6 separate regions of the Homo sapiens genome follow, and all the other regions are linked to region 1. Evidence: chromatin loops called from intact Hi-C (ENCODE). Cell type or tissue: A673. All regions are shown on one strand. Region 1 overlaps DIAPH3 (diaphanous related formin 3). Region 2 overlaps LOC107984625 (a long non-coding RNA gene). Region 3 overlaps DIAPH3 (diaphanous related formin 3). Region 4 has its middle 550 kb from the start of DIAPH3-AS1. Region 5 has its middle 690 kb from the start of DIAPH3-AS1. Region 6 has its middle 730 kb from the start of LINC00374.

Evidence for each region. A loop is a pair of places that touch in the nucleus more often than their neighbours do. Peaks named below come from ENCODE experiments on the same cell type or tissue, not always from the same donor. Only the 100,000 strongest peaks of a DNase experiment are listed, where the experiment ranks them.
Region 2: a loop joins it to region 1, with 5 times the contacts of the local background. A loop is called at or near these places in 12 of 110 quality-filtered maps.
Region 3: it touches region 1 in a loop (10-fold over the local background); 28 of 110 quality-filtered maps call a loop at or near these places.
Region 4: a loop joins it to region 1, with 4 times the contacts of the local background. A loop is called at or near these places in 18 of 110 quality-filtered maps.
Region 5: a loop joins it to region 1, with 5 times the contacts of the local background. A loop is called at or near these places in 4 of 110 quality-filtered maps.
Region 6: a loop joins it to region 1, with 4 times the contacts of the local background. A loop is called at or near these places in 2 of 110 quality-filtered maps.

What each region holds. Positions count from the first base shown.
Region 1 is chr13:59,676,287-59,681,286 of GRCh38, reverse strand. All of the region lies in intron 27 of DIAPH3 (diaphanous related formin 3), which reads left to right. Among named protein-coding and RNA genes, the nearest start is that of DIAPH3-AS1, 330 kb to the left of the region's middle. In A673, CTCF peaks have their summits at 473, 673 (motif pointing left) and 2,876 (motif pointing right); DNase peaks (open chromatin) are centred at 656, 1,826 and 2,906; H3K27ac peaks cover 4,599 bases.
Region 2 is chr13:59,539,528-59,544,527 of GRCh38, reverse strand. The region is part of intron 1 of LOC107984625 (a long non-coding RNA gene); the gene reads left to right. Among named protein-coding and RNA genes, the nearest start is that of DIAPH3-AS1, 470 kb to the left of the region's middle. In A673, no CTCF peak of the experiment used is centred here; DNase peaks (open chromatin) are centred at 927, 1,437 and 2,007; H3K4me3 peaks cover 791 bases; H3K27ac peaks cover 4,184 bases.
Region 3 is chr13:59,904,191-59,909,190 of GRCh38, reverse strand. All of the region lies in intron 20 of DIAPH3 (diaphanous related formin 3), which reads left to right. Among named protein-coding and RNA genes, the nearest start is that of DIAPH3-AS1, 110 kb to the left of the region's middle. In A673, a CTCF peak has its summit at 2,554; a DNase peak (open chromatin) is centred at 2,570; H3K4me3 peaks cover 487 bases; H3K27ac peaks cover 3,169 bases.
Region 4 is chr13:59,456,540-59,461,539 of GRCh38, reverse strand. No RefSeq gene overlaps it. Among named protein-coding and RNA genes, the nearest start is that of DIAPH3-AS1, 550 kb to the left of the region's middle. In A673, no CTCF peak of the experiment used is centred here; a DNase peak (open chromatin) is centred at 2,419.
Region 5 is chr13:59,315,961-59,320,960 of GRCh38, reverse strand. No RefSeq gene overlaps it. Among named protein-coding and RNA genes, the nearest start is that of DIAPH3-AS1, 690 kb to the left of the region's middle. In A673, CTCF peaks have their summits at 2,226 and 2,427 (motif pointing right); DNase peaks (open chromatin) are centred at 1,480 and 2,450; H3K27ac peaks cover 1,049 bases.
Region 6 is chr13:58,958,286-58,963,285 of GRCh38, reverse strand. No RefSeq gene overlaps it. Among named protein-coding and RNA genes, the nearest start is that of LINC00374, 730 kb to the right of the region's middle. In A673, a CTCF peak has its summit at 2,186 (motif pointing right); no DNase peak of the experiment used is centred here.

The DNA of each region.
Region 1 (5,000 bases):
ATTGCCCAGGCTGATCTTAAAGTCCTGGTCTCAAGCAATCCTACCATCTCTGCCTCCCAAAAAAATGTTGGGATTACAGGCATGAGCCACTGAGCCCGGCATTTTGTTGTTTTTTTAACAAAGTATGTGTGATATGCCACATAATAAACCTCATTGGAAAGACAAGGAGTAACACCTCCCATTATAATAATCTTTAATAAGTAAAGCTATAACTAGGTACAATAAGATTTGTATATACCAGGAGAAAAAAGGCAAGAGATTAGATTAGATAAATAAAATGATTCAGATCGGAAGGTTCGTAAGAGTTGCATTACCAAATGTGTTTGGTAAAACTACAGAACACATTGCTTCCGTGTTCTACTCCAGACAGCGGTCTTTTCGTATCATGAGATTCCATCAATTGCAAAGGTTTCTAGATTCCATTATTGCAATGTTTTCCTTCCCCTTCCAAATAAAATGAAAGCCAATAGAGAAAAGTAGTACCATTGCAAAATCTAAGACCTTTAGAAATAGAATAATTAATTAATAAACATATTATTATTTTACCATAATAGTTGTAAATGAGTGTACTCTGTTCTATATTTTTTAAGTCACCAAAAGTTATTCAGGGAACTATAATGCCCCATCAAATTTAATGATTGGTGACAGGTGTAGCCGTCTGACCTCTAGTGGCTATAGCTTATAGCTGCATTTTCATTGATTGAGTTAAAAAAAAAAAAAAGACTAAGGAAAGAAGTCTTCTTAGATCCTAATAACAGGGTTCTGCAAGTAAGTGTATGATTAGCATCCCTGAAGTTCTGCTGGTCTAATTGTTGGGGTACTAACTACCTCAAGGAACAGAGGTCAGAACCAACTTCGTTAATCTATGAGTTTAAATGCTTGCAATGTGTCAGCAGATTCTGCCCTGAGGCCCAGCAGCCAAGCAATCTCTACAGCATTTTTTTAATAGGCATTCTAAAGTTCATAACAAGCTCTCAACACTGATATTCAACAACACGTCATAGGCTTGCATGAAATATTTTTAAAATCCTGATAGGATACATATGTATGACAATGTATGTTTTTATTAGATATCTATATGAATAATATATCTTTCCTAATGTGTAGGTGTGTGTGTTTCTTAAATATTTTGGGGTTTAAATTGACAGCATTACTCTTCCTCATATACTCCACCATGTTTTTGAGACAACACTTCTGAGTTCAGGGTGCTGCTTGTGACCAAGAAACCAAATGGAACTGACCAACAGTTTGAGGACATAAACCTTCTGATTATTTTGAACCACTGAACTAACAGATGCTACATTTACTATGATGCCCCAGATTGAAATAAAGTAGGAAAATTTGTATTTAGAGTTGAAAAATAAAAAAGAGAACATTCTGCCATTTGATAGTAACATATTTTTCTTTGTCTTTAACATAAACCATACCGTAATACTTGATGTAATTTATTCTTTTTGTGCATTGTGTCTCCACCGAGAATTCTTATTTCTCTCAGTAACTTAATGAATTGCCAAGTATTTATGGCCAATATGGGTCTCCAATATTTTTTTAATTTCAAATACCACATGGATTATAAAGTTCCACATACTTTAAGGCTTCTGTGCTAACACTTATAGCTCTTTTAAGAGGATGTATGTGAAATGGAACAACTAACAGTTACTGTATCTTGTCCTCCTTGTCCATTTTCCTGCTGTCAGAACCTTCTTTAGCTTACCAGGAGTACTATACTCTAATTTCTTTCTTTTCTGCCCTCTGTATGGTACATTTCTAGTCTTTGTGTTTTGTGTTACCATAGAGACAGGAGGTGCTCCAAAGCCCAAAGCCCCGAGAAGACAGACTGGAAGCAGGTCTTTGAGGAAACAGTCCCTGCTGACAAGAGAAGCCTGAGGCAAGAATCTACAGCAGTAAAGGGAAAGAGGGGGATTGTGTGGCCCAATCTGATGGTGTGTCCACAGTCTCAGGAAGCACAAGCTCTGCCAATGCTGTGTTAAAAATGAGTTGTTTACAGAAACCAATTTTACAGAGACCTCAGTGCAGCCTGGGGTTTCATAGGAATCAAACTTTGGTGTTTTATTTGCAAAAAAATAACTGAAGTGACATTGACCTATTCCTTTTACTATTTTCCTCATTAAAAGGGAGCAGCTTCTGAGAAAGGTCCTCTTTGCTTGACTTATTTTGCTGATCAAAAATCTCATCTTTAAAATAAAGGTTCATATTCTTTGACTCGGCAAAAACCATCAGAATTGAAACTGCAGTTTGATTGCAGAGGACTCTACAACCAGCACCCAAATCATTGATCCAAATATGCTAGTTATAGAAATAAGTAGTTTCTATTTATCCTGAGTTGTCATGTAGTCATGTACTCCCTTCATATTTTAGATAACTTACAGCTTTTAAACATTTATCTGTATTTAATGAATTGTTATGTTTCCTGCTATATTAACTCATGTCATACTTGTTAATATTTTTATTTAGGAGAAGGCTGCTAAAAGATTTAAAAATAATATAGAGTTTTGTTTCTCTTTCTTTTTCTTAGAGATGTGATGTGAGGTCCTGTAGGGAAAGTGGGAAGAAGAGAAAAATGAAAAATTTAACAACAAAATAATGTGAAATAGAATTTAAACGAACAGATGTTTTCTGAATTACCTTTAAAACCAATTTCTTTTTCGGAATGGAAAAAGATCCATGCTCACGGTGTTTGCTGGATTTTTTTTCACAGATCTAGCAGTCTAAGCAAGGGAAGAATTCAGGGAAATTCAGAGAACATCAATATTTCTTCCTAGGTTATCTGCACAAAATTGTCCTTTGAAGGAAGAAAGCCACTTGTCTGTAAACCTGTAAATAGAAATAAGGATGAGTAGGGCTCTCTCACTTTCCTCAAACTGACAGTAGGAGGCAGTAGTGTACTAGCCTGAGTACTCTCTTTAAGGTAATGCCTATGACTTATGCCAGATTTCTTTTTTTCACTCATTTTCTAGAAATACATGAAACTAAAATTTTAGAAATAGTTTAAGATTTCATAATGAAGCTTGGTACCATCAATCTAGTACAAGATAATGCTGCTGTGCTATGAATAGAACAATAAAAAAAGGCCAGTCCGTCAGCTTCTAATAATGGCAACACTGTGAACCTAACCCCCACATAGGTCCTGATCCAATACGAATAGGAGAATAGCATAAAGGTCACTCTCATTTTGAAAGGAAGGAGAATTAGATTTAATAAGTTAGATCCTCCTAATTTTCATGGATTTACTAAAACATGTACAGAACTAGTAAGCAAAAGTAGAAGAGTCTCTGAACGGTAACCCAGTCTCCCCATGCCTAGATGGCTGGATAAACAGATGCCAAAACATAGACAGTAGCAACAGTAGGCTTGCATTATTAGCATTCAGATTTTGTGAGTATATTTTTAATCTTTAGCCTTTGTCTATTTTGCCATTCACAGAAGCTACCTAAATCCAACTTACCTAGAAATATATAACTGCTCCTTCCTCTTTATATGAAACAAAATCACAATAAAATGCTAAATATTGGAACAATTCATTTTCACTTGTTTATAATATATACATATTCAACTCTAAATACATAATGTATAGGTAATAGCACTGTGAAAAACTCCAGGTTCTAGATCTGTGCTGTCCAGTACAGTAGACAATAGCCAGGTGTGGCTCTTAAGCTCCTGAAATGTGGCTGGTCTGAATAGAGATCTGCTGTAAGTATGAAATACACATTTGATTTTGAAGGCTTAGTACAAAAAAATGCCAAAGATATCATTAATATATTTTTGCTATATATATGTCAAAGTGATAATATTTGACATTGGATTAAATAAAATATATTATTAAAACTAATTTCACCTTTTTTTTTCAATGTTTAATGTGGCTTCTAGAAATTTTTACCTTGCATGTATAGCCCATTTTTGTGATTCTCATTAAATTTCTATTGGACAGTACCGTTCTAGTCTCAATGTTGAGTCCTCAAGGGACCCAAAAGCACAAAAAAATGTACAATAAAGCAAAATGTTATGTCATCAGCTGTATCTGGGTAATATTACTCCAAAGTGTTCCCTTTTTTTTTAAGGTTTAGTTTAAAACATTAAGTGAAGCAAGGTAATAAAATCATGCCATGCTTGGGTTTAGTCACTCAGGAAATAAATTATCAAGAACTTGTTATGAGGTGGGCACTGTGCTAGGGCTTGGGAATACACCAGTGAATAAAACAAGATACCTGCCTTCATAGAGCTTATGTTCTATCAAGTTAGGTCACAATTAGATGGATATGAATTAGATTTCTTACTACTTGAACATATTGCTATGTTTAGATATGGCTAATGTAGTATATATGTAGTAATAGGCCAGGGAGAAGTAAAGGAACATTTCTATGTATATAGTCATACATAAAATTATTTTGTTATAAAACAGTTATAAACACAAATGTATCCCAGGACTGAATTCTCTAATGAATAAAAACATTATTTTAAGCAGATTCTTATTAAATGCATATCAAAAATCAACCTGAAGTATTAAGTCTACATGGAAATTTTTTAGGAGTCTATGAACATATAATTGTATTGTTTTACAGTACTGCACACCCTAGTTAGCTTTAGCTTTTCCCCAGAATTTTGAACTACTAAGTGAATATTGTTTTGCATGTTCATTATAGAAATGACAGGATCTTAAATGTTTCAAAAACTTAGCACCTGGCATGGTGGGCTAAACCCTCACTGAATTAACTAATGAACTGACTTAACCATAATTTCAACTCATGATCACTGAAGGAACAGTTGAAGAAACTATAGCTGTTTGGCTTGGAGAAGAAAAGATTGAGAGAATATAATATCTGTCTTCAAATATTTGAAGGGCTGGTGGGTGGAAGAGGAATTGGATTTAATACAGCCCTAATGGAAAAAATCAACAGAGCCAGTGACTAAGATTTCAGGGAAACAAACACTGGATAAATCTAAGGTAAAACATGTAATTATTAGAGCTGACCAAAGGTAGA
Region 2 (5,000 bases), 140 kb after region 1:
TCTCTGTCATTTTGTAATGGGTATTTGGAAGGGGGCAGAGGAATTCGATCCTGCATTCCATCCATTACCATTCTATATCAAGTTCCCCATTCACTCTTCAACCTTCTCCCATATGGACACCGGCCACCTCTCCAGCCTCATCCTGGGCCATGTTTTCCTTTATTCCAGCTATGCTGACCTTGACTGATAGTCCTTGAACTCACCAAGGTCTTTCCTGCTTCAGGATCTTTTGCATACTGTTACTTTTGTCCACTCTCTCTCCTTTTCTCACCTAACTTGTCTCTGTTCTTCGCGGTTCTCAGAGAGGCCTTCCCTGATGACACATACAAATTGGGTTATCCTTTTTTTTCTATCATAGAACACCATTCTTTTCCTTTATTATACTTGTATTTTATACTCATATTTATGTGTTAATTTATTTAATGTTTGTCTGCTGCAAGAGCATAAACTTTATACCTAGTAGACATAATCAGATCTCTATTAATAATTGAAAATGGAGAAGAATTATTTTTAAGGAAACTTACAGAAAGGAAATATTAGGCCCTGTCTGGTCTGAGTGTTGCAATACTGGCAGTATCATTCAAATAGAAGGGACATTACAAAAGATCCATTTCTTAAAAGACTCAATCTCAAACTATAAATTTTCCCATACTATTTTAATTCTACAATCTACCATCAAGGAAAAAATAACAGGATCAATTTATAGCTATAAGGCTTAGTATCCCCATAAGCCTTTCTTTTCTCTTTTTTCTTTTGTTTTCTTTCTCTCTCTCTCTTCCTTTTTCTTTCTCTTCCTTCCTTCCTTCTGCCCTCCCTCCCTCCCTCCCTTCCTTCCTTCCTTCCTTCCTTCCTTGCTTCCTACCTACCTTCCTTCCTTGCTTGCTTGCTTGTCTTTAACAGGAAATACCCCATTCATTTTCTTTTATATCCCCTTAGGCTTGAGCCAGTTGAAAAAAACTTCCTTAATAGTGCTCAAATGAAAAAAAAGGAAAAGTGATGAGAAAATTAATATAATGAAATAATCAATGCAAATGACATACCATTGTCCAGAAAAACCCTCAATCAACTCTCTTAGAATTACTGAATCTGAGGGGTAATTGTGCCGTAATCTCTAATTGTAAGATCAAGGCATGCTGTCAGAAGTACTGCCAATATTAAATAGATATTTTATGTTACTCTTTTTAAGGTGGAATTTCTAAGAAATCGAAAACCATTTATCAAAAACATAAATCATTCACACTAAGTATTAACTAAAAATCCTTAATTTTGGTAAAACTAAAATTTGTATTCATCCTCAAATAACACCCATCAATGCTTTATTTTTCTAGAGTCTACAAGTGCAGAAAAAGTTTGAATAATTTTTTAAAATAATAACTTTAAATTTATCTGTATCAGGTGAGTTACTGAAGTGTGTTAACATAGCTAAAGAATCAGAGGTTTGGGGGGAGGAGGAGAAGAAACTTATGTATAATATTTGTTTTATGAAAATACATAACAATGTATCTACTGTTTAAATTCTATGTTGTTTTGGGGAAACAATTTAATGTGCATACATAGTAGCAGTTTACGATTTATAAATGTTTTCTCATTTATTACTCATTTTACAATACATCTTATATTTATAATGATTTTTTAACCTCCCTAGACCTTATAAAATGATGTGATTGGCTTAAGCAATCATTAAGGTTCTTTCCAGCTTTGATTCCATTATGTTTTCAAACTGTGACTCTGCCTAATCACAAGTACAGCTCAGTAAATCCCCTTTCCTCTGTGTGTTTCTGTGTTTGTCTCCATCACTTTGGTGTTCTCCCAGTAGATACATTGAAGGGCATGTTGATTAAATTAGTCAAATTAACTCTTTGCCTGACTCCATCCTCATTAGGCTAATGAGCAGACTTAGGAGTAAATCTGTGTGTCTCAGTTGTCTTAGGTCAGAAGTACTGTCACTGGGAGCACCAGTGAAAAGTTGTAATTGTGACATTCTTTAGGAGTTTTTAGCTGGCAGCTCATTTTACATCCTTTCTCAAGAGGGAACATGTGGCTTTGCTGAATGGAAGTTATAATGTGTTGGGCAATCTCATTTTCTCTGCTGGATCATTGTTAAAGAGGGTGTAATTTTGTTTCCTCCCCTGGAAAGAGTTTCTTGGGTAGGCATGTGTGAGAGATGTTGAACAAGTATTAATCAAAGGGTGAGGGGGGAAAATCCTATTATCACCATAAGGTGCTGTGAAGTAATAGATTTTAATGATGAAGTAGCCATGTGAGTAGCTACACTACAGATTTGTTTATGATTAAGTGTGTGCTTGTGTGTAGGGGATGAGAGAAGGTGACCTGAAGATAGATTTGGGGGAAGGACAGACAAGGAAGAGAGAGAAAAAAACAACTGGTTTCAAAGGTTGAGTGTCCTCTGATTCTAAAAGGCATACTTCCCCTGTTCAAATTACACATCAGAGCACTCATTTGACTAAGTGACAAGTCATATACATATTAAAACATAGGTCTAAAATTTTTACACTGGCCAAATGATTTTTAGTGCTTGGATATATTTGTAAAACATAAAACACTGACGGTTGATAGCAAAGTAGCCAGCATATGGTAGGTGCCAGATACATGTTTTTGAATAGACAGAAGGACACTGTGAACGGTAGTTGTGTTTAGATATTACAGCTGGCTGAGTCCCCCAGTGGGAGCTGGTGATAGCCTACACAATACCTTCCTTTGGCTCATCAAATAGTGTGAATGAAGATACGGTAATACTTCCAGGGATTATGGTCCATTTATGATGGAAACTATTTGTTTTCTAGAAGGAAAAAAAAATTTGCTGTCTCTATGAGATTGGGTTAGGTAGAAGTTTCTCTCTTTGGGGCTCTCAGGGGTACAACTGTGTTGCTACATGAGCCCTACATGGGCTAAAATGTGAATATAGTCAGACACTGCATAATGACGTTTTGGTCAATGACAGGCCACATATATAGTGATGGTCCCATAAGATAACTGTATTTTATTGTATGTTTTTTATATTTAGATATCTTTAGATATGCAAATACCATTGTGTACAATTGCCTACGGTATTCAGTACAGTACATGCTGTACAGGTTTGTAGCCTAGGAACAATAGGCTATGCCATATAGCCTAGGTATATAGTAGGCCATATCGTTTAGGCTTGTGTAAGTACACTCTGTAATGTTCACACAATGACAAAATCACCTAATGATTCATTTCTCAGAACCTACACCCCTAGTCAAGTGATGTATGACTGTATATACAACCAGCAAACATCTAATATTCTGGAAATTATGAGGAAACTATGAGTTTTCTAAAAACATAAGACATTTTAAAAAATTATGTCTTTTTTCCTTTTTCAGTTCAAATCTTATTACTTCCCAGTTGTGTGACACTATCCTCACAGGGCTCAAAGCATTGAACGGTAGATCCCAGCGCTTCATTTATGGCTCTGTGGCAGCTAAGAAAGTCATCTATTGGGAACCATAGCAGATCCAGGGAGTGCCTGGCACAATTTCTATATCAACAGTCTACGTTTCTACGTTTCCTAACCTTTTATTTGCACAGATCTTGCCAAAATGCTTAGCAATTGTAGAACATCTAGACCCATCTTTGCAATGAGGATTAGGTATACTATAGAGACCAGTACCATGTGAAAAACAAAACCTGTTGGAAATGGAAGACTCCTTTGTCACTATACTGTTTCAGATTTCACCAGTAGGTTTACGTCCTGGCTTTGCCTCTTAGCATGTGTTTGTTCTTATCATGAGTCTCCTCAACTATAAAATGGGAATAATTAAAACCACCCACATCGTAAGTTCACGGTGAGGAATAAATGAAAAAATGCATGCAAAATGCTTAATACACTTCTTTGCACATAGAAAGCTCTCAGTAAATGCCAGCCGCAATTACAAATGTAGCTCACTGTGGCTGGGTTGGAGTAGCTCCTTGAATCTCAAAGTGTTACAATAATCAGTGACATAACATTTTTATTTGATAAAATGCAACTTTTAAAATTTGGTGTAATTAAATCCTCCTAGCCAAGAGGAGGCCCCACAGCTACTATTTGACCAGGGAACTAGAATGGTTCCTTGGAAATTTGTATCAATGTTGTGTCTCTTACAAAATAAACAGGATGCTCTACTCTATTTTTCTCCATCGGAGAGAAAGGCTACCCAAGCAAAGTGACTTAAGCCCTACAATATAACTGAGTTTGGCGAAGTAGCTCTTTTACAGTGAACACCAGCCTCTGCCTACCCAGTATGCACAGAGAAATGAACTTTTAAAGGTGCACTGAAGTATCACAGGAGTTTATTGATTATGGTGACACTCCAACCCAAACCATGCTCAAAGGCCTAGAAGTTTAAGAGTGTAGGAAAAGCTCAGGAGATGTGAAGAAGAATTGTTGCCGATGTTACCTGGGACAACAATGAGGTGCAGCCCAATAATCTGGACATAAAAATCAGATTATCCACCAAGTGTTTCTATAAAACAAACATTTAACATATCAGAGCAAAGATATATGATTATCTTAAAAAAGGCAGAATATCTTCCATCTAGGCCAAACTTGAAGGAAAAAGTATTTTTATGGCAAAAGGAAATTTAAAAAGTCTTAAAGCTGATTGATCAACAGTATGGCAGGGCACAGTGGAAAAATATAGACTTTCCATCTCTAGCTATGTCCAGAAGACTGGTTGTCCTGAGCTGTGGGCCCAAGGACCTGGCCTGTGCAGCACACATATTGCTCAGTACTCTGGTGACTTGACCACAGCAGCCGTTTGGCTCAGGCAATAAGCTTCTAATTCTATATCCATCAGGTAACTTTCCAGTGAGCCTTGGCCTGCCCAGATCCATCAATGGAGCCTTATATTTTTTATCATAAGTGAATACATTGGCATTCTGGATTCCTTAATGTCAGACTTGTGAATTGGGTTGGTGTGAGTTATTTCCCTGTGCTTGATTAACTCTGGATGTACTGACTATTGACTCTCCAATCT
Region 3 (5,000 bases), 230 kb before region 1:
AAATTGGTTATAATTGCCAAGTGTATTTCTGTAAGACTTCCATAATAATGTTTCATTTTTAAAGTAATAAACTTTTTGAAGTGTTTGTATCAAAAATGGGCAATTAACTTGAAGTGAATTAAACTCCAGATTTCTACAAGACATCCTTGCCTTAAAAACATGTTTACTTCTTGATTTAGCCTAGATTTAAAGTACATTAGAAATGTGCTAATCATCTTTACCTGAAAAATCATCACACAGTTAGATATAAGAAAAAGTCAAGAGTTTGGGGTAGTGTTAGTGCTTTCCCAGCTCCAAATAGGACCAAAGCTTGACTTTTCATTTGTTTTTCACTGTAGAAAAATTAGCTCTTAACTCTTTCATCTTTAGGTTCCGTAGACTGATGTTATGATTTCTAGCATTTTCATTTGAACAAAAATTAGTTAAAATTCTACAGTTTTTACTTGCCACTAAGTTTAAGTTTTCTTTTATCCAGTTATGTGAATTCATTAATTTGATTCATATTAATTACAATTTTTTCTGAAAGGTTGTGTTTTATTTAAACTGATACCCTAACTTGAGACAGTAGATTAAATTCAGTCAAGTTGCTTGCATTATATAATCAACTTTAATTCTCCATAAGAATTAGTTAAAAAACATAAGATGTAGCTCCACCAGGATATTGATGTTTATGTTATTTTCCTCTTTGATAGAAAGGCAGGGTGTAAAAGTAAGACATCTAAAATATTAGTAACCAATGTCAATTAAGGTCAATTAGCATATATCAGAAATAGTTTGTATACTGGAAATGTCTTACTTTTTTTTTTTTTTTTTTTTTTTTTGAGACAGAGTCTAGCTCTGTCACCAGGCTGGAGTACAGTGGCACGATCTCGGCTCACTGCAACCGCCTCCTGGGTTCAAGCGATTCCCCTGCCTCAGCTACCTTAGTAGCTGGAACTACAGCTTGGTGCACAACACCAAGCCCAGCCAACTTTTTGTATTTTTAGTAGACATGGGGTTTCACTATGTTGGCCAGGATGGTCTTGATCTCTTGACCTTGTGATCTGCCCACCTCGATCTCCCAAAGTGCTGGGATTACAGGTGTGAGCCACTGCACCCGGCCATATGTCTTACTTTTATCATGTATCACTTAGATACAGTTTTCTAGGGCTCTATATCCTGTAGAGTATGGTATACAAATTTACTGTGGGAATTATGTCAATTTCTATTAAATTGTATATCCTTGAAACTTCTAACCACTAAACCATGTGATGTGCCTAATTTTTCACATTTTCTGTAATATAGACTTTCATGTTCATATTTATGTCTCTGTTGAAATTGGAAGCAAAATTATTTAATGCTGATATTACCTCTCTTTCTAATTAAGTCATAAATGTATATGTAGTAGACATGGATACTTTTTGTGGTACTCAGTTCTTAGTTGTTCATCTGTCACTTATATAGTAATTCAGAAACTTAAGTTACCTTCTTGAACTGATCTCCTTGTGGTTCTTGTCACTGGACATGCACTCATTTGATCAGGATAGCTCTCAAGGTGTTCTAGAGCTGATTATCCATGAGTGGGGTAAAGTAGTGCTGGTAACATGTGGTCGTAAGTTGGCTTGTACCTATTAGGATTGAAATCCAGTTATATGATTTCAAGGCCTTAGAGCTTAATTATATTATTGACTTTTTTTTGTAGATGATCATATATTTATATGTCCTGTGTTTTCTAGGAGATTTTGGTATATGAAAAGTAACACATCAAAAATCCAATAAACTCTCATTTAATGCTAAAAGACTAAGGATCCTGGCCAAATGGTGTTTTAGAGGAGTGCCCTGAGAGGTGGTCTATCTCTGTATCTTTTTATAGTGGCTTGTAATGAATAAGGCCATTTACATGCTGTTTTTGTTGGTTTAGGTTCTGGGCAGAGGACACTGAATACTGACTGATGTGCTTAATTTGAAATATTCTTTTCCCTGGACAGTCCAGGACAAAATTTTCTTGTGGAGAAATTGGTGTATATTTGAGAGGCAATAGCCTCCTCTTTTACTCAGCTTAATTTTCTATCACTAGATTAACAAATGAAAATATACTTTGTCATTAATTGGAGTCATTGCTTGTGTCTCTTCTTGGATTCTTTCCATCCCTGTTTATCCCCAACACCTTCTCGTCCATCTTTCCAAAATATTACCTACTTACCAAGGGTTGATTCCGATGGAGTAGAGCCTGACTTTAGTTTTATGACTGCATTTCTTGTATTTGTAGGCTTTCTTTGATCAATAAGCTATTAGGTAAAATCACTGTGTTCACAGTGGCATGCTTTAACTGTGAGAAATGATTTATGTAAATATTCAGTGGGATCAGAAGATTAGCTGAAGTTTGGAAAGAGGCCTAAAAATTTGCAGTTGAAGCTTGGTGTACTAGACTTTCTTTGATTAAAAATTCTAGGTTTTTGAGTATTTGTCTCCACGTTATTTAATTCTGTTAAGCTTCCTGTTCTTCAAAGAAATCAAACATTTATAGGAAGATTGAATCGAACAAATGTCCTGTTTGTGTGCTGTATTTTGATCTACCACCATTTGGTGTCACTGTAGGGCAGGGCTTTTAAACTTTGTGCAGCTGAGGCCTTTTTAATGAAAAATGTTGTAGGAAATTCGTGCATATCTCCCTGCATTAAAAATCCCTCGCTTTAAAATACATCATATATTCTTGTTGTAAAACATTCAAATAACATAGAAATATTGAATACAATGTAGATGTCCCCCGTATCCCACTACCTCTTTTCATTCCACACAAATGATCATTTTTAACAATCTGTTGTACTTCTAATTCCATTTCTGTGTATTTACCAATGTATGCATGTTCACGTGAACATTTTAAAAAATCCATTGTTCTGAAACTTTTTGGCTGTGTCATATATTTTGAATATGTTTTTCATGTTGTACTGTTTTTAAATTCGTGCATTTTATTTCATAGCCCATATTATGATTTTTCCTTTTAATCATTCTCTTAATGAAGGACACTTAGTTGTAGTTTCTCTCCGTGCCTCAGGTTTTTTAAAAAATAATTCTGTATACATCTTTGTATTTGAAGGCAGTGCATTAGTATTGCACATTGTCTGGGTTTAAATTCTAGCTGTACCTCTTCCTAGCTATATGATCTTTGGAAGTTACTCATTTTTTGATACCTCCATTTTCTTATTTATGAAGTAGGACTATATTAGTTTCCTGTTGCTGCTATAACAAATTACCACAAACTTGGTGGCTTAAAACAACACAAGTTTATGATCTTACAATTCTGGAGATCAATAGTCCAAAATGGTTTAGCTTGGGTGCATTCCTTCTGAGGGCTCTAGGGGAAAAATTTATTTCCTTGCCTTTTCCAGCTTTGAGAAGCTGCTAGCATTTCTTGGCTCATGGTTCAGCATTGCTCTGACTTCTATTTTTGGCATCACAACCCCTTCTCTGACCCTCCTGCTTCCCTCTTATAAGGACCCTGTGATTATATTGGGCCTTCCCAGATAATCCAAGATAATCTTCCCCATCTCAAGATCCTTAATGACATCTGCAAAGTCTCTTTTGCTATGTAAAGCAACACATTCAAAAGTTTTGGGTATTAGGACATGGATATCTTTGAGGGACCGTTATTTTGCCTATAACAGGGACAGTAATAGTGCCTACCTACATTGTATTGTTCTGAGGATTAAATAAATTGAGAGTGAAGAGATGTAAATCATCTCACAATCATACTTAGTCTTTGAATTGCTAAATTGAAAGGCCTTTTTAATCTTGCTAGTTACTGTCAAATTGTCCTTCCAGAAGGCATGTGAACTTACACTTTTTTTTTTTTTTTTTTTTTTTTTTTTGAGACAGAGTCTCGCTCTGTCGCCCAGGCTGGAGTGCAGTGGCGCGATCTCAACTCACTGCAAGCTCCGGCTCCCGGGTTCACGCCATTCTCCTGCCTCAGCCTCCCGAGTAGCTGGGACTATAGGCGCCCGCCACCACGCCCGGCTAATTTTTTTGTGTTTTTAGTAGAGACGGGGTTTCACCATTTTAGCCAGGATGATCTCGATCTCCTGACCTCGTGATCTGCCCGTCTCGGCCTCCCAAACTGCTGGGATTACAGGCATGAGCCACCGTGCCTGGCCAAACTTACACTTTTATGAATAATATAAGTGAGGATTCTTTTCCTTGCATAATCATTAATATTGTTTTTCTTTTTTAGTTGGTGACTTTTATTTTACTTATTTCATATTTCTTGGTTATTAAATGAGATCGAAGCAGTTATTATGTATTTATTGGTTGTTTATATTTTTTCTTAGAATTGCCTATTAATATTGTTTATTTTCCTATTTTATTGCCTTGTAGCTTGTAAGAGCTCCTTATATGTTCTATAGCGCTACTCTTGTAAATATTTGCAATTTTTCTCACTGCCTCTTACTTGTCTTTTTATTTTTATTTATGACGTCTGCTGTATCTTGCATCTTTGAAGTTTGGTTTTAAAAGTGAATTAAAATGAAGATCTGCATAACTCACTTAACGATAGAGATGTGATTTTTTTTTAGGGACGCATTGGTCCTTTGTACATGACAGGTGCATGGAAAATAGCAGTTGGTTAATTCTTTAATTTGATTAAATAGAGGATCTTGTAAAGATGTAAAATGGAGAATGAAATGCCCCTAAATATGTTTCACTGACTCTAAATTCCTTCAGTTGCTCCCCGAGCCTTTCACACGGTTACCCAAAATTCTTAGAATAGCATTAAAACTTTTTAAAAAAAGTATCATTTCGGTAAACTGACACAATAAATGGCATATATTTAAAGTACAGCAGTTGATTAATTTTGACATATGAAAACATCCATGAAATGATTACAACAATGAAGATAATGAAGATACCCATTACCCCTAAATGTTTCCTCAGGCTCATCTGTAATCCCGTCCTTCCCACCCAGCATTACGTCTTTAAATGAAGCAGTTCCTAACATTCCCCTTCTACCTCCTATCTTACTTTTTTTC
Region 4 (5,000 bases), 220 kb after region 1:
GGGAGATCAGAGGAATTCACTTTGTCCTGGGCAGTTAGGGGAATCTTCAGAGAAGACTTAATATGAGCGTCGAAGGATAAGTAAGAGATGGCCTGAAGAAGTTTGCTAGCATTCACTTTAGCGAGTGTTATTTACCGTTACATGATAAGGGTAATAAAAGAACATGCCCTGTGGAATCTAACACTCCTGAGTTCAGTTCCTTGCTCCACCACTTTCTTCTTCTTCTTCTTTTTTTTTCCCTTGAGAGACAGTCGCCCAGGCTGGAGTGCAGTGGCATGATCTCGGCTCACTGAAACCACCACCTCCAGCGTTCAAGCGATTCTCATGCCTCAGCCTGCAGCGTAGCTGGGATTACAGGCGCGCACCACCATGTCTGGCTAATTTTTGTATTTTTTCGGTAGAGACGGGGTTTCACCAAGTTGGCCAGGCTGGTCTCAAACTCCTGAGCTCATGTGATCCACCTGCCTCAGCTTCCCAGAGTGCTGAGATTACAGGCGTGAGACACCGTGCTCGGCCGACTTTCTGATGGCATAGTTTGGGCATACTATTTAATCTCTCTCTGAGCCTATACTTTCTCTTTTGAATAACAACATGGTATGCTCCATGAGAAAATAAATGAGATAAATGAGAAAACAGTAAACACATGCCTTTGAGTCTTATAGATATTTCTGTACATAATGTCAACAAATTTAGGGTCTAACTGATATCATAATTACACTCCTGAACACATTATTTGGAACAAAGCCGCTCCTTTTATAAGCGCCCACATTCTTTGCTTGATCCCACTGTTCAAAGATTTTTGTTCATTTTCTGTTCTAGATTTTCCCTTACAACACTTGTACTGGATTGAATTCTGTCCCCTACAAAATTCATGTCCATACAGAACCTCAGAATATGACTTACTTTAGAAATAGCGTCTTTGCAGATATAATTAATTATATTAAGATGAAGTCATGCAGAATTAGTGTGGGCTCTAAATCTAGTATGACTTGTGCCCTTATAAGAGAGGGGAAGACACACAGGGTCACAGGGAAGAAGGCCATTTAAAGAGAGTAGCAGAGAAAGGACCCAGGCTGCCACAAGTCACAGAATGCCAAGGATTGCTGACAACCACCAGAAACTTCAAGAGGCAAGGAAGGACTCTTCCCTAGGCTCTGAAGGGCCTTTGGAGGTAGCATGCCCTTGCTGATGCTTTGATTTTGGATTTCTAGCCTCTAATACTATAAGAGAATAAATTTCTTTTTTAGGCTACCCAGTTTTTGTTACTTTGTTATAGCAGCCCTTGGAAACTAATACAACATCTATACGCCATCTACCTTCCATTTAAAGTCATGACTTAATTCTGAAGGCATGTAGTGGCTTTGTAACATGTTGAACTGACAGGGCTGTGCTGCATTTCCTAGAACCCCCTTCTCTGTCTGTTTCTAATTAAGCTGTGCCACAAGATACATTTTTGTGCAAGCTTTGGGGGCACAAACTCTAACAGCAGCCATATTTTTTTTATGCTTAGAATATTGAGGTAGGGCCACCGGGTGCTTTTGTGGTTCAAATACCTTGCTCCTCATCTGCCTGCTCACCTCATTGGTGTTTAAGGCAGCAGCCTCACCTGCAATTGCTGTGCCTTCCCCTGCATCCTTTTTCAGCTTCTTTGACTCCTGGCCCAGGTGTGTATTTACCTCAGTGAAGAAGAGTCCATCTTCTCCTGCAGGAGACAGTGAGAAACTGACATGGTTTGAGCTTTTCCTTGTTCTCTCTACTTGATTTACATCCACCCATTCCTTCCAGACTGCCTGCCCAGCAGACATCAAGCTCCAGCATCAAATGCAAAGACAATGGCCTTGCAGACACTGTTTTACCAGCTCCCTCAATTTTCTAAAGTCAAATCTCTATAATAAATTGCTTCTCTAATTAGACCCTCACAGATGTAGGTACTCAGGGCCCCATAGCTTGGTCCTAAGTTTTCAGACAAGATCATTTCTCCCTGTCTACAGATGAGACAGCTATAATTTAAAAATCCTTGCACCCAAAGTTCTCAAACATACCAGGTGAAATGCCAAGTGGTGTTTTATGTGAACTTACTTTTGTGGTTTTCAGCCTCCAGTGAATTTAGTGGCTCAGCATAAAGATCTCTCACTTCCTCTCCCTCATGTTTGTGACACTTCTTTCCCTTGCTCTGCTGCCACAGACAAAGAAAATTACAGGCAGCTCCTACTGTTCCCTTCTTCGACTCCCACCAGGAGCAGTAGGCTCCAGGGTTCACATTCTGTTTTACAAAGGCTTTTTCAGCCATCGTTCGGGAAGACCTTGGCTCGACTGTCAGCAGGAACCGTGGCTATCTGCAGCTGGAGCCTCAGAGGAGAGGCCCTGACTCCACAGTGGCAACCCTTCCCTTCAACCTTGTCGTAGTTCTCTTTCCCGAGAGCCAGACAATGTAATCTGAGACATCCTGGTGCTGATGGGAAGAAGATGAATCACAATGCAATGGGCGTTGGATTTTTTTTTTTTTTAAAGCTCTCATTTCCTTTGTGCGTAAAAGCTGGACATGACATTTGCAACTGGCTCTACCAGGCAGTTCTCCTTGTGCCAGCACCAAGTATACTCTCATAATATGGCCCACAGTGAAAGCTTCATGCAATTGTAATGAAGATCCTGTAGCCAGAATGAATGACTCCATTCACTGCAAACATAGAACTTGCTATGGATGTTCAATTACATTTGATGTCTCCTGGATAGCGTAGAAGGGGAGGTGAACAGTGATGTCAGCTTGGACGAAGACAGGTTAGAATAAGCAAAAAGGGGACTTGCTGTTCTCATTTCTAGTCAGCATGCCAGTAGAATGGTGTCTGTAACCTGGCACTCTGTTCTTAATAGGTTATTGATAATGGTCTTTATTCATTTTTAGAGGACTCTTCCATAGCTCCAGTTGTCCCCCAACCCAGCCCCAACTCAATGTCTCTAAGTTGCCATATTTCTGTGACTTGATTTACCCTATTCTTTCTGCAAGGATATTTCTTGCCTTTTCTGTACTTCAAGAACTCCTGCTCATGTTTTGAGAACTAGCTGAAACATTCTATCATTGACATCTTCAGAGAAACGGAACTTTTTCTACTGTGTTCCCAGCATCTTTTAAGAATCTTTATTATAATCCACAGTCCAAATCACATAATTATTTACTTACCTGTCTAGTATCTAAACTTCTTGTGGACTTGACTGATTCATCAGAACCTAGAACAGTTCCTGGAACTAATGTGGAACTAATAGCTTTTCTTTTTTGAAGAGAATTGGATAATATTGAGAAGAGAGTGATTGGCTTGGCTAAAGAACATTAAATTAGCATTTTGAGTATCTGGATTGTAATCCCCAATTCTGTTACTATCCATATGACCTTAAGGGTTTTAAATGGCTGGTCAGGGTTGAGTGACACTGACTAGTGAAGCAAGTCTCAATTTCTTTTGCCTTGATGTCTTCATTTGCTAATTGGTGGATATGATAATCACCCTTGCTAACTCATGGGTTTGTCTTAAGAATCAAATGAAACACAAAATATAAAAATGTCCCTGTTCCCCCCATCAATAGAGCATAGAGCAATGCCAGTTATTTTCGTTAACGCTTTTATAAGATCTTCAGAGGTTCAGGGATGGACAGGCTCCTTGTAACCTGGGGCTCTTCTCTCTGATGCTGGGCTGTTAGAACAGGCTGACCTGGACTAAGGACTTGTTCCTCTGACCTGTGATTGGTGGAAAGAGTCCCAGTGAAGGCCATTGGCTTCTGAGATTTAGGTGAATGAACTTTGTTATGTGGCTTGTTTGTTGTGGGCTTTCTGCCTGCCTCCCCAGGCTCCTAACAGGTGATATACACAGTAAAAATACTAGTGACCACTTGGAAGACACGAGTTTGAAATCACGAGTTAGTGAATGGGCTGAATTCCCTGGGAACAGTCATTCAATCAATAAATATTTCTTAGGCAGCTATGGAAAGAGCTATTGAGGGACATTATAGATTTTTCAGAGATCTTTACAAGGAAAGAGATTCTCATTGGTCTGGGATGGACCAGGGCTTCTCTTATTTGAGGCTGTTTTTACCTCCTCCTCAGGTATGAGCTGGCCTAACTCTTTTCTTTGGCAGTTATGTTCGCTATAAGCTGGGCAAAACCAAAAGCCAAGTAAAAATGGCCTCTGGTGTCTTCACATCTCCCTTATGTACTCGCTCCGACTTCCTAACCAGCTCTTTTCCTTACCTCTAAGGGTGCAGGGGCCTCATTTTGTCCCTTAGCTGTCCAAAAATCACTGCTTCCTTTTTGCCTTTCCCCAAACGTAGAAAAAGATTTAGTAGCTTATCATTCTAATTATTAAAAAAGAGCTCTTCCTTTATAGATTGATATATCTTTCTTCCCTGTGTCTTCAGATGTTTATTGGGGATAATATAGTACAATTTCAAAACAGAATATAGTGATACAAACTACAGAGGGACATTTTTCTCTGATAAACTCAGCACCTTTGCTAAGTAATAGTTGTGGACATCTGCACATTTGATTATGATGTGCATTGTCAGAGTTTTAGTGATTTTCCCCATGTCTATGAAGGAAAGGTGAGTTTCAACAGCTCTCGAAATGGGGATTCTTAAAATCAGCAAACAGTTCACACTGTTTAGAGAAGTCACGATAAGACTAGATTTTGGAGGGGCAAGACAGTGGAAGTAAGAATAAAAGCAGATTTTGTTTTGCTTTTGTATTAATAACACAGATGGTCACACTACTGAAGACAATCACATCTTAATAAATTATAGTTACACCAGCAGCAGCGAAGACACCAGCAATGTATACAAAGTGAAGATACCACACTTCTTAATGAAGTTCAGTGATAAGAATTGTCATTAATGTGATGTGTGTTTACTGGTCAGGTAAAAATAAAATTTGTTAATGAGATACAATGGCCTTAAATAAGACACAGAGAAAGGATTTACATATTAGTATAGAAAAAAAAAGAATTTTCTGGTTGTAA
Region 5 (5,000 bases), 360 kb after region 1:
CAACTGCATCGTCCTTGCTATTTTTAATGATAGCTATTTGTTGAAAGTGACTGTAAAAGCTGGCATAACCTAAAAAGAATATTGGTTGTATCTCTTCCAGCTGTGAAGATTTTTCAAATAGAAAAAGCCTAATTTAATTTGGTTCTCTATTTTTTATATTTAAATTCACAACAGAACTCTGCAATAGTCTCAGGCGGGCTCAATCGAGGTGCACTAGTTTGATGCATCATTGTAAAATTCTGACACCATCTCACAGGGCTGCTGCGGTGACAGTGTTCACAGACAGAAAACATGAAGGCGAAAGTCTCTGCCTGTTTCTTTTGAGTGTAATTTACAGTGCAACTTAAACTCTGGACCTGTTTAATGGTCCTAACAGCGGAGTTTCTAGGCCAACGACTAAATCAGCTGCAGTGCTCCGCATTCACGGACAAGCCTTATGATTTACAAAATTTAATAAGCTGAGCCCTCATGACATTTCCCCCCAAGATTCTGCTTTTATAATCGCTGCCACAAAGGTTGTCAAAGGAGCATATACCCATTGGCATAATGAAACCTTACTGTCTTTTTTTTTTTTTTTTTGCACAAAAGCATATAAATATACTCCTACTATTGTTAATTCATTAACAGTGAATAAATTCTAGAGCATTCTTCTTGCCAGATCTGATAATACATTAGTGACTTTTTTGCATTGCTTTATGGAAGTGATATTTCTTGGGTAGTATTTTTGTGAGTGTCTGCCAAACAGAGTACAGACAAAGGTCAGATGACTTAACAGTTTCTCATCTGTACCCTGATGCTTTGTCAAGGTTTGCCATATGTCAGAATTCCTTGTCACAACGTGAAAGTTTATCTTTTCTACTGAGGGAACATACAGTGTCTGGTTTGGGTTTCTTTGTCTTCATTTGCTTTGAAAGGTACAACTATTTAGCAGCTTTGCCGAAGAGGCTATCATTCTATCAGCCTGGGTTGTGCTGCTTTGTTATATCAGATGGCTCTTTGAGGCCAAATTTGGTTTTCGAATAGGAAAACAAAAGTACTTGGATGATTCTGTTTCATTAAAATAGGCACTACTCTAGCCATGCTTTGGTGGCCTCTGGTACCTTGGCTTGCCCATTGCGTGATGTTGCTAAGTGAGAAGCCTGCAAAAATCACAGCCTAATCTACCTGGAATACCTGGCTTGGTTAATAGTCGTTTGGTAGCTGACATATCTAGTGGTACCATTTGCTATTAAATAAAATTATAATATTCATCAAACAGGAATTAGAAGTTACCCTGAGGCTACTCTTTTGAAGGCATGTTATTTCTGTTGAGATTGTATACAAAAAATAATGGATCTTCCATTGTTTTAGGCATATTCTCCCTTCCTTTTAAAGACACATTTCCTGAAACCAAAATAGGCACATACTCCAAATCTTCAAATCAAATTGTCTTCTGTGTCCTGTTTCCTGTCTCCCATTGTTCTTGTCTCTTTTATTTCTCCCAAAGTCTTGTTTTCCCCTATTACGCAACTCAGGTTCATGCAGATTAGTTCTGCAGCCTTTTTCCCCCCATTCAGCTCAATCCTGGGGGAATAGTATCCTTATTAAAAATGTACACATTTTGCTGCGTTTGAGAAGATTGGCTTAAATACAATGATAAACGTGAGAAAAATAGATACATTCTATTATGATAACCTGACTGCTCTATTTTCTTTTCACTACGGGGAGTTTTCATGGGTGCGTGGCAAAACAAATTGCAATCACCTGGGTATTTTCCACTCTGGTTCTGTCATTCTGAATGATAAATGTATTTATTCTTTAGCTGAGAATTAATATATCTGTACATCTCTATATATATACATATATATCTTTCCATATGCATAGGCAGATGATAAGCAACAACTAAGGAGAACAAGTTGAAAATTTTTTTTATAAGATCAATGAAAAAAATGTTTTATGTTCACATTGAAACGTTTAAGGCCTGGGGTAAGACAGCTTTTAAGGTCAACCAGAAAGGAAGATTTTCTTGTTGTAAGCATCTATCAACAGTCCTTGGAGGCGCAGTCAGCACTAGCATAATTTAATATGCCTTCTCCGTGAAAAGAATGCCTCTTTGACATCATGCCACAACTTGTACTTCAACTGAAGATTTTCAGGTGGTCTATGTTTTGCTGCATTGATTTCCTTTTATCATTTTAGTCAGTTTCAAATCCCTTTTTTTCTTATGTGTTCTAGAAACAAGGAAAATAAAGACTCATACAAAATATGTATTCCTCTGGCATTCTCTTTCCACACTGAAAACAAGCAATAGTTGCTGCCCTGCAGATGGTTAAGCAGCCCCATTCTAGGACCTGCTGAAGCTGCAGGTTGATTGTGGCTAGACTGTGGCATGGTTCCTTGGAAATTCAGGCTTGACAAGCAGAGCTGACAAAGGACAAATTGTATAGTGTCTTTTACCAGCAGGGGCCGCTGCAGAGCAATAATGGTTGGGATGCTTCTTTAGTTTGTTCTTTGGAAACAGAACATATAAGAATGTTAATTCTGTTGAGGCAAGAGATTTGGGGGAAGGGAAAATAACAGGAGGTGATGAATACAGTTGAAATCAGTCAGACAAATAAAGTAAGCTTTTAAAAAGTTTTGCCAGAACCATATGTCGAAATAATGCAGATTTTTTACCTGCATTTTACGTGTTCCTTCTGCACATGTGTATGTAAAGCAACATATAAAATTACTGGAAAAAGAAGAATGAAGCAACATCAGAGGAGTTCAGGATTTGTACATGGCAAATCTAACTTTTTTTAAAAAACTTCGAAAATCATAAACATTTTTGGAAATATGACTAGAACTATAACAGTGAAGACTGCAGAAAAATGACTCCCTGTTCACCCTCACCACTCTTCACCCAAGACAAACCACATACCTTGAATATATTGCAGTAAACTTTTTTCCTGGGAAGGTCTCTCTTCAGAAAAATAAATCAAACATTTGTATACTTTTCACATTGTTTGTTTTTAAAGACAGTTTTCTGTGGATTGCGGTGTTTTAAAGATATATGGAGGTTGCACAGATGGATAACACAGTTATATGTTTACCAAAGAAAGTTATCTGGAATATATGGACTTATGCTGGTATGTAATTTTGGAAGGGGGAAAATTAAGCTAGGTTTTCTTAAGAGTGAGGTTTTCCTTCTGTGTTTGGAATATTGAGAGTTGTGAATATAAAGATATTGCCCTGAAATATCTTTTTCCCCAAAATTTCAAAGCTGAGTGAAGGTACAGGAAAGAAAACACCAGGATGCTGTCTGTTGACCATATATCATATAATGTTGGGGAACAGTTGGTCCCCTAATTTAATTCTGTATGTAATCCAGAATAGCCTTATTTATTTAAATAGATCTGGCCTTTTCAGCAATTGCAGTAAATTCTCTTGTTTTAGTAATTAAAAAGTAAAGGGAAAGTGTACAGATAATTAAGAAGCTGGAGCACCTGTTGGCAGAATCCCATGGGAAAATACTGGCTGTAATAGAAATGTATTTGCTCTATCCAGCAGTTCAGGAATATCAGCTAAAATGTCATGCTAAATGAAAGAAAGGAAATGGAAGAAACTGTTGAGTTTAGCTTTATATAAATACAGCAAACACTTATGTATGCATTGGATTTTCTGATACCTAATTTAAACTAGTATTGATCAGAATTCTTTTAAAATTAATCTGGTACCTTGAAAGTGGTCCAGAAAGTTATTATGAAATGATATGTTATCATTCCTTCCAGGTATGAACAGGGATTAGCTGAAAAACCAGCTGAAAGCTAATGCATGAGTAAATCAGGTTATAAAATTGATACTATCTCTGAAAGTCTTCAAAGATTCAGGTCATTTCGACGAAAACTTATTTAGCATCTACTAAGTGCCAAATACTATGTTAGGAATTAGCAATCATTAGAAGAATAAGACAATGTTGCTATCCTAACGGAACTTAGAGACTGTGGAAAGGATCTCAGTGTATTTCAAAACAGTGAGAAGAGTGCTATGAAAGAAATATTCCCATAGAGCCACAGAAGTTCAGGGGTGTGTGTGTGTGTGTGTGTGTGTGTGTGTGTTGAATACTTAGACTGGGAGTGAAGACAGGCTTTTCAGTGGAGATGGTGCTTGCATTGATTTTTAAGGATTAATAGCCATTAACTAAGGAAATATAACTTGAAATTATCCTAAAGGGATTATCTTAGGTGTTCTACCACCTCGATTTTTAAAAACCATTTCATATATGAAATTCTATCTTATTTTCCAGAACCTTTGAATTAAATCTCTCTAAGGACAGCCTGACACTTCAAAGAATAGGATTTAATCATTCAACAAATGTGGTTAAGAAATTCTTCTGTTAGCTTATTTTAATAAGAGGGATATCCATTTATTCATTGATAAGCAAGTAGTGAGCTTCTACTATGTTCTGCTACTGTTCTCAGCACTGGGGTTAGAGCTGTGGATAAAAGACTTTCCCTGCCTTCATCAATCTTATCTCACATTATATGGGCTTAAATCAAATTTATGAACAACAGCTTTTCTAGCTTATAAAACACTTTTGCATGCATAGTGTTATTTAATTTACAATCCTTTGAGACGGTGAGAGCATCTGCCTTGCTCCCTTTCTTTGAGGCAGCATGACTCACCTGCACATCCACAGAGCATTAAATATGAGGCCTAGAATCCCAAGACCACCTCTTCTCCAGCTTGACCCAAGCATGATCCTGAACTTTGATATTTTGAACTTTAAACCTAATCTTGTCTATGGCCTCTTGGTCAAACTTAATAGGTCAAATTCAATAAAATATTTGTGGTTTCCTGGGCCAAGCCTTGTTTAGTATTAAGAATATGACTTCAGGGGGCTTCCAGGATAGTCATGGAGTAAAACAGTTATATAAGCTTAAATAAATGCATAATTAGACACTGTGATAAAATGGTAAAGGAAAGGCACATTGTGCTATGAGGAGATATAATGGGGAGGGGGTTAGAGGTGAAGGAGGGGC
Region 6 (5,000 bases), 720 kb after region 1:
ATTTGTTACTTTATGACAATTGAAATAATAGAGAACTTATGAGTGCATACCTTATGACAAATACATGGCCAGATTTGTCTTCTGTATTCAAGTCTATTGTATGCTCTACTAATATAATACTGCTTTCAACAGAAGTATGCATCATGGTTTAAATCTAATATGGCCCATTGGTTTAGCAGTATTTGACAACCCTTGATATTCCTCTGAAAGATTCCCCATGACACTGAATTAAGAAAGATGATATTTCTCAGATAGAGCAGTTTTTACTGTCTCATGCTTTATTTCTAATGGAATTAAAGATAACTCAAACAATTTGAAACTCAAAAAGCGTGTTCAGCTCTGAAGAACAAAAACCTCTAAGATAGTTTGCCCTAGCAATGTAAAGGAAGTTTCATGTTCACTGTTAACTTTAAATCTCTGCCAGCATTAGCGAGCAAATATTTCTGAGATCACTTCTTGTTCATTAAAATAGAGGGGAAAATAATATTTTAAATAATGTCAGATTTCAACCCTTCTTACGTATTTATTCATGCCTAGAATGGCTTTAATTATGGATCACTGGAAACAGATTGCTGCAAAGAAAATAAACTCAAGAACAATCAATGATAATGTATTACAACTTTCTAGGTGATTATAAAGCAGTTTTCTTGTTTAACATACTAATTCCTATAGGACACTTTCATTCTCAGAAGAATAATTTAATTTTTATATTACATGTTTTCAAATCTTCCCTTTTTTGCTTTACAATTTTCAGAAGAATGAGTCTTCTAAAGTGTGGCAATCATATTTTGGAATTCATCATATATGACAGGCGATGGTATGTGAATTGTTGCCTCAATTATATTGTGCCATTAAGGTAATTTTTTTTTCTCTAAACCTCATCAAAAAGGAGGCATAACAACTAGCTTTCCTCCCTGAAATAGCAAATGCTGACAAGCTGTTTAATAATTCAGATGGCTTTTTCCTGGATTGAGTTCATCTCTAAGCTTTAGTTTTATAGAAATGTTTAAATATGTTACCTCTAGTTCTTGCAATTTTATTCTAAAAAATATTTTGGAGTTCCTTTTATCATAAAACAGACTACTTTTGAATCTCATGCTAAGCAAGTCTGTTGCACCTCTGCTATTTTTACTTCACTCTGGATAGGTGCTTTTTCACAACATCCAAGGAATAGTCATCTCAGCTAGAATGGGGTAAAGCCTATTGTCATAAAGGAAAATATATCCTTAATATTTTCCCTTTGAGGTAAAGAATCTGTGTGGTTTATTTTCCTAAATGGGCCATAATTTTTTTCTGTAATTTTGACCAAACCATTTAACCTCTTTATTTCAATATTACTAATGTTGAGAATGATGCTTAGATAGAAAAAGCACAGGCAAAAAAAAAAGGGAAAATTTTTTAGCAAAACTAATATAGCAACTGATGGCGAAAAGTTTAGTGTTCCAGGCTGGGGCTTATTCATGAAAATTATCAAAACAGCAATTTCTTCATCTACAAGAAGGAAGTTAGCAGCATAATCTCAGGGTTTTATGAGTATTAACTGATACACGAATTGTAAAGCAAGACACCTGAAGTAGTTTCTCCATTTCTCTTTATTTCCCCTTAGTGTTTCTAAATTTTACCAATTTTCCATGTACAAGTGAAGTTTTTATTCTAACTCAAGATGGTAGTGACTTAAAAGTTAAAGTCTTTCTTCTCAGCTCACATTCTTACCTGGTAAATTCTAAATTTCAAGAAAGTCAGGGCTTTTTTTTTTTTAAGCAATGTTAATAAAAATTACTTTGTTTTCCATTTTTTTGATCTACTTAAATTTGGACAGAGAAACACAGTCTAAATGACATAGAACGTCCTTAATTTCAAAAGCTATTTAATAGTTTTTGATTAAAGTGACATTCCTAGAAATTTAAGTCAGGAGCAGAAGTAGGATATTAATACTCAGGAAGGCAAAGGTATTAAAGGAAGTGTTAGAAAGAATATTGAAAATTTAACTGGAAAAATTAAAAATCTAGAATATTTCAGAGAATCTGATAAGCTTACTCAACTTATATTGTATTTATCTTTGACTTCACATATCTTAAGCTATGCACTTTTGTCTTTTCAGTTTCCTTGCTGAAACAATTTTAAAAAGTGGTCACTTAAAAAAATAAAGAAGTATATATTAACATCAACCAGCCACAAGAGGGAAGTCTTGGCTATGTAAGAAGTAGTGTGCATATAGGGAGGGGTCCATTTTTTTTTCAAAAAAACAAAATAATTAAAAGCAAAAAAAGAGAAAATATATATCTTTTTTATATAGCACGATGCAAAACCTGCTAGAGAAAATCTTTTCTACTTCTAGCGTGCTATCAGACTTTTTACAAATATAGAATTATACTTATGTCATACACTCTCTTAAATCTTGAATCATTTGTTCTCTGTGAAATTCAATATAAATTGATTTTTTAAAAATATATACATATATTATTACCCATATATCTATATTTTATGCACATAATACAAATCATGAATGTAATTACGACTTAGTTCTCTGAGCTAAGTACATAGTGTGGTATCTAATAATTCTCGCTGTTGTTTATTAGCAGCATCTTTGGAATAAATTCTGACTATGTTTTATCCAGCTTGAGAATCATACATTTATAATGACGAGATTTAGAATTTCAGATATACATTTGTCAAGGAATAAATGAAAAGTATAAAGCATTTTTAAATAAGATCAGCTATTAAGCTATTTGGAAATTCATAGTGAAGAGAGACCTGAAATGGATATTGAGCTTTGTAATGACATATTTTAATTGAAAAGGTGTTTGGTGGGAAGTTTTGGATTATTTCTGTTTGCATTCATGATTGCTCATCAAATAATTAGCCTCACATGGTATAATTATACAATACAATTAATATATTATCTAAAGAATAGAATGCTCTGGCAATCTGTGGCAGAACAAGGAGCACAGAACTCTTAAATCTCAACTTTGGTTTTTGAGAACTTTATTAGTGACATATGCAACAGGTAGTCATTTTTGTTTAATATCTCTACTATTTCATCCTAAAAAGCATGCAATTTTGTGCATATTAAAAAGTATGCAATTTATTCATTGGTAAAATTCTGTGAAAATTTGATGTACTTGCATTCATATAGATAGAAAGAATATTATAAAGACATTTAGCGAGTACAGAACACACGTGAATTAGCCTGTTTCTTTCCATATTTATCTCTATACCTATTTAAGTTTGTGTGCTTTGAAGTTACAGTCATTTTGAATATATACTTTAACATAATTTATTTTCTTTAACTATTTAGGGAAAATTTGTCCTTAGTCTAATTTCTAAGTTGGTTAGTGATATGGTAACCCAAAGTAATAAATGGTGCGACTTTGGTTAGATTTAACCTCATTTCTAGGGCATTTCTATGCTCTAAAATGAAAATCCTAAGATTAGTTTACTTAAATATTGGGTTAAATTATACCTTTTATAGTATAATTATATATAACATTGAACAAAGTATACTAATCCCACATGCTTAAGTAAGTCCTATTCTAACTAAAATATTATCTAATATTCATATTGTTTGGATTTGTCACGTGAATAATTTAATAAACTGTGAAGTGTGTATGTTTTATTGGTATGAAACTCATCACTTCCTAGTTTGAAGGGAGCCTGTTCTGTCTTAATTATTTTGTTGTTGTCTTGAGCATACAATTAGCAATTGCCCATGTTCAGAAGAACTTTCAATGGCAGGACAGACAGAATCTGTTATGTTTTCCTTCCACTTGGATAAATCACTTACAAATACTCCCATTGTAATTAGACATTTATTTTACAGTGCAAAATCTATATGGGAATGATTATCTTTTTTTTTTTTTTTTTTGAGACGGAGTCTCGCTCTGTCGCCCAGGCTGGAGTGCAGTGGCTCGATCTCGGCTCACTGCAAGCTCCGCCTCCTGGATTCATGCCATTCTCCTGCCTCAGCCTCTCGAGTAGCTGGGGATTACAGGAGCCGGGAATCATTCTTAACGTGTCTCTGAAGTTCATTTTTATCATCAATGTAGAAGTACAGAAGTAAAGAAAAACAATTAGAAAAGATATTGCATGTTTAAACATAGTTATAAAGGGCCTGGCAGAGAAAAATGCTTTTATGAAAGCTTAGTTTTGTTTTAACGTGGGGCCAGGTATCAATTCACATATAGTACGTGTTTTTTTGTTTTAGGCCTTCAAAATTAGGCTTGAGCTCTATTTAATGGCATGGCAGGATGCTGTATTAATATAAGAAGTATTATTGTCATACTACTGATATAGATGTTAAGGTGAGCAGAAAGTTAGCTCCCAGACTATGGTTACATAAAGAATTAGTGAACAGAATGAAGGTGGTTTAATTCCCAAATCACTATTCCAATTACTAAGGATTAATACAGTCTTATTTTCTCTTTGTTCTATGGGTGTACTGCATGAATGTGCATTTGCTGAGGAGAACTTAAGTTACTCTGAGAGAAATGTGTGCTTCTTTATCAAACAAAAATCAAAGCTTCCTTCTTCAGTGTCATACTGAGAGGTGACTGTGCTGGCAGTCCTCAGAGCCCTCGCTCGCTCTCGGCACCTCCTCTGCCTGGGCTCCCACTTTGGCAGCACTTGAGGAGCCCTTCAGCCCACCGCTGCACTATAGGAGCCCCTTTCTGGGCTGGCCAAGGCCAGAGCCGGCTCCCTCAGCTTGCAGGGAGGTGTGGAAGGAGAGGCGCGAGTGGGAACTGGGGCTGTGCTGGGCGCTTGCGGGCCAGCTGGAGTTCTGGGTGGGCGTGGGCTTGGCGGGCCCTGCACTGGGAGCAGCCGGCCAGCCCTGCCGGACCCAGGCAATGAGGGGCTTAGCACCTGGGCCAGCGGCTGCGGAGGGTGTACTGGGTCCCCCAACAGTGCCAGCCCATCGGCGCTGCTCTCGATTTCTCACCGGGTCTTAGCTGCCTTCCCACGGGGCAGGGCTCGGGACCTGCAGCCCGCCATGCCTGAGCCTC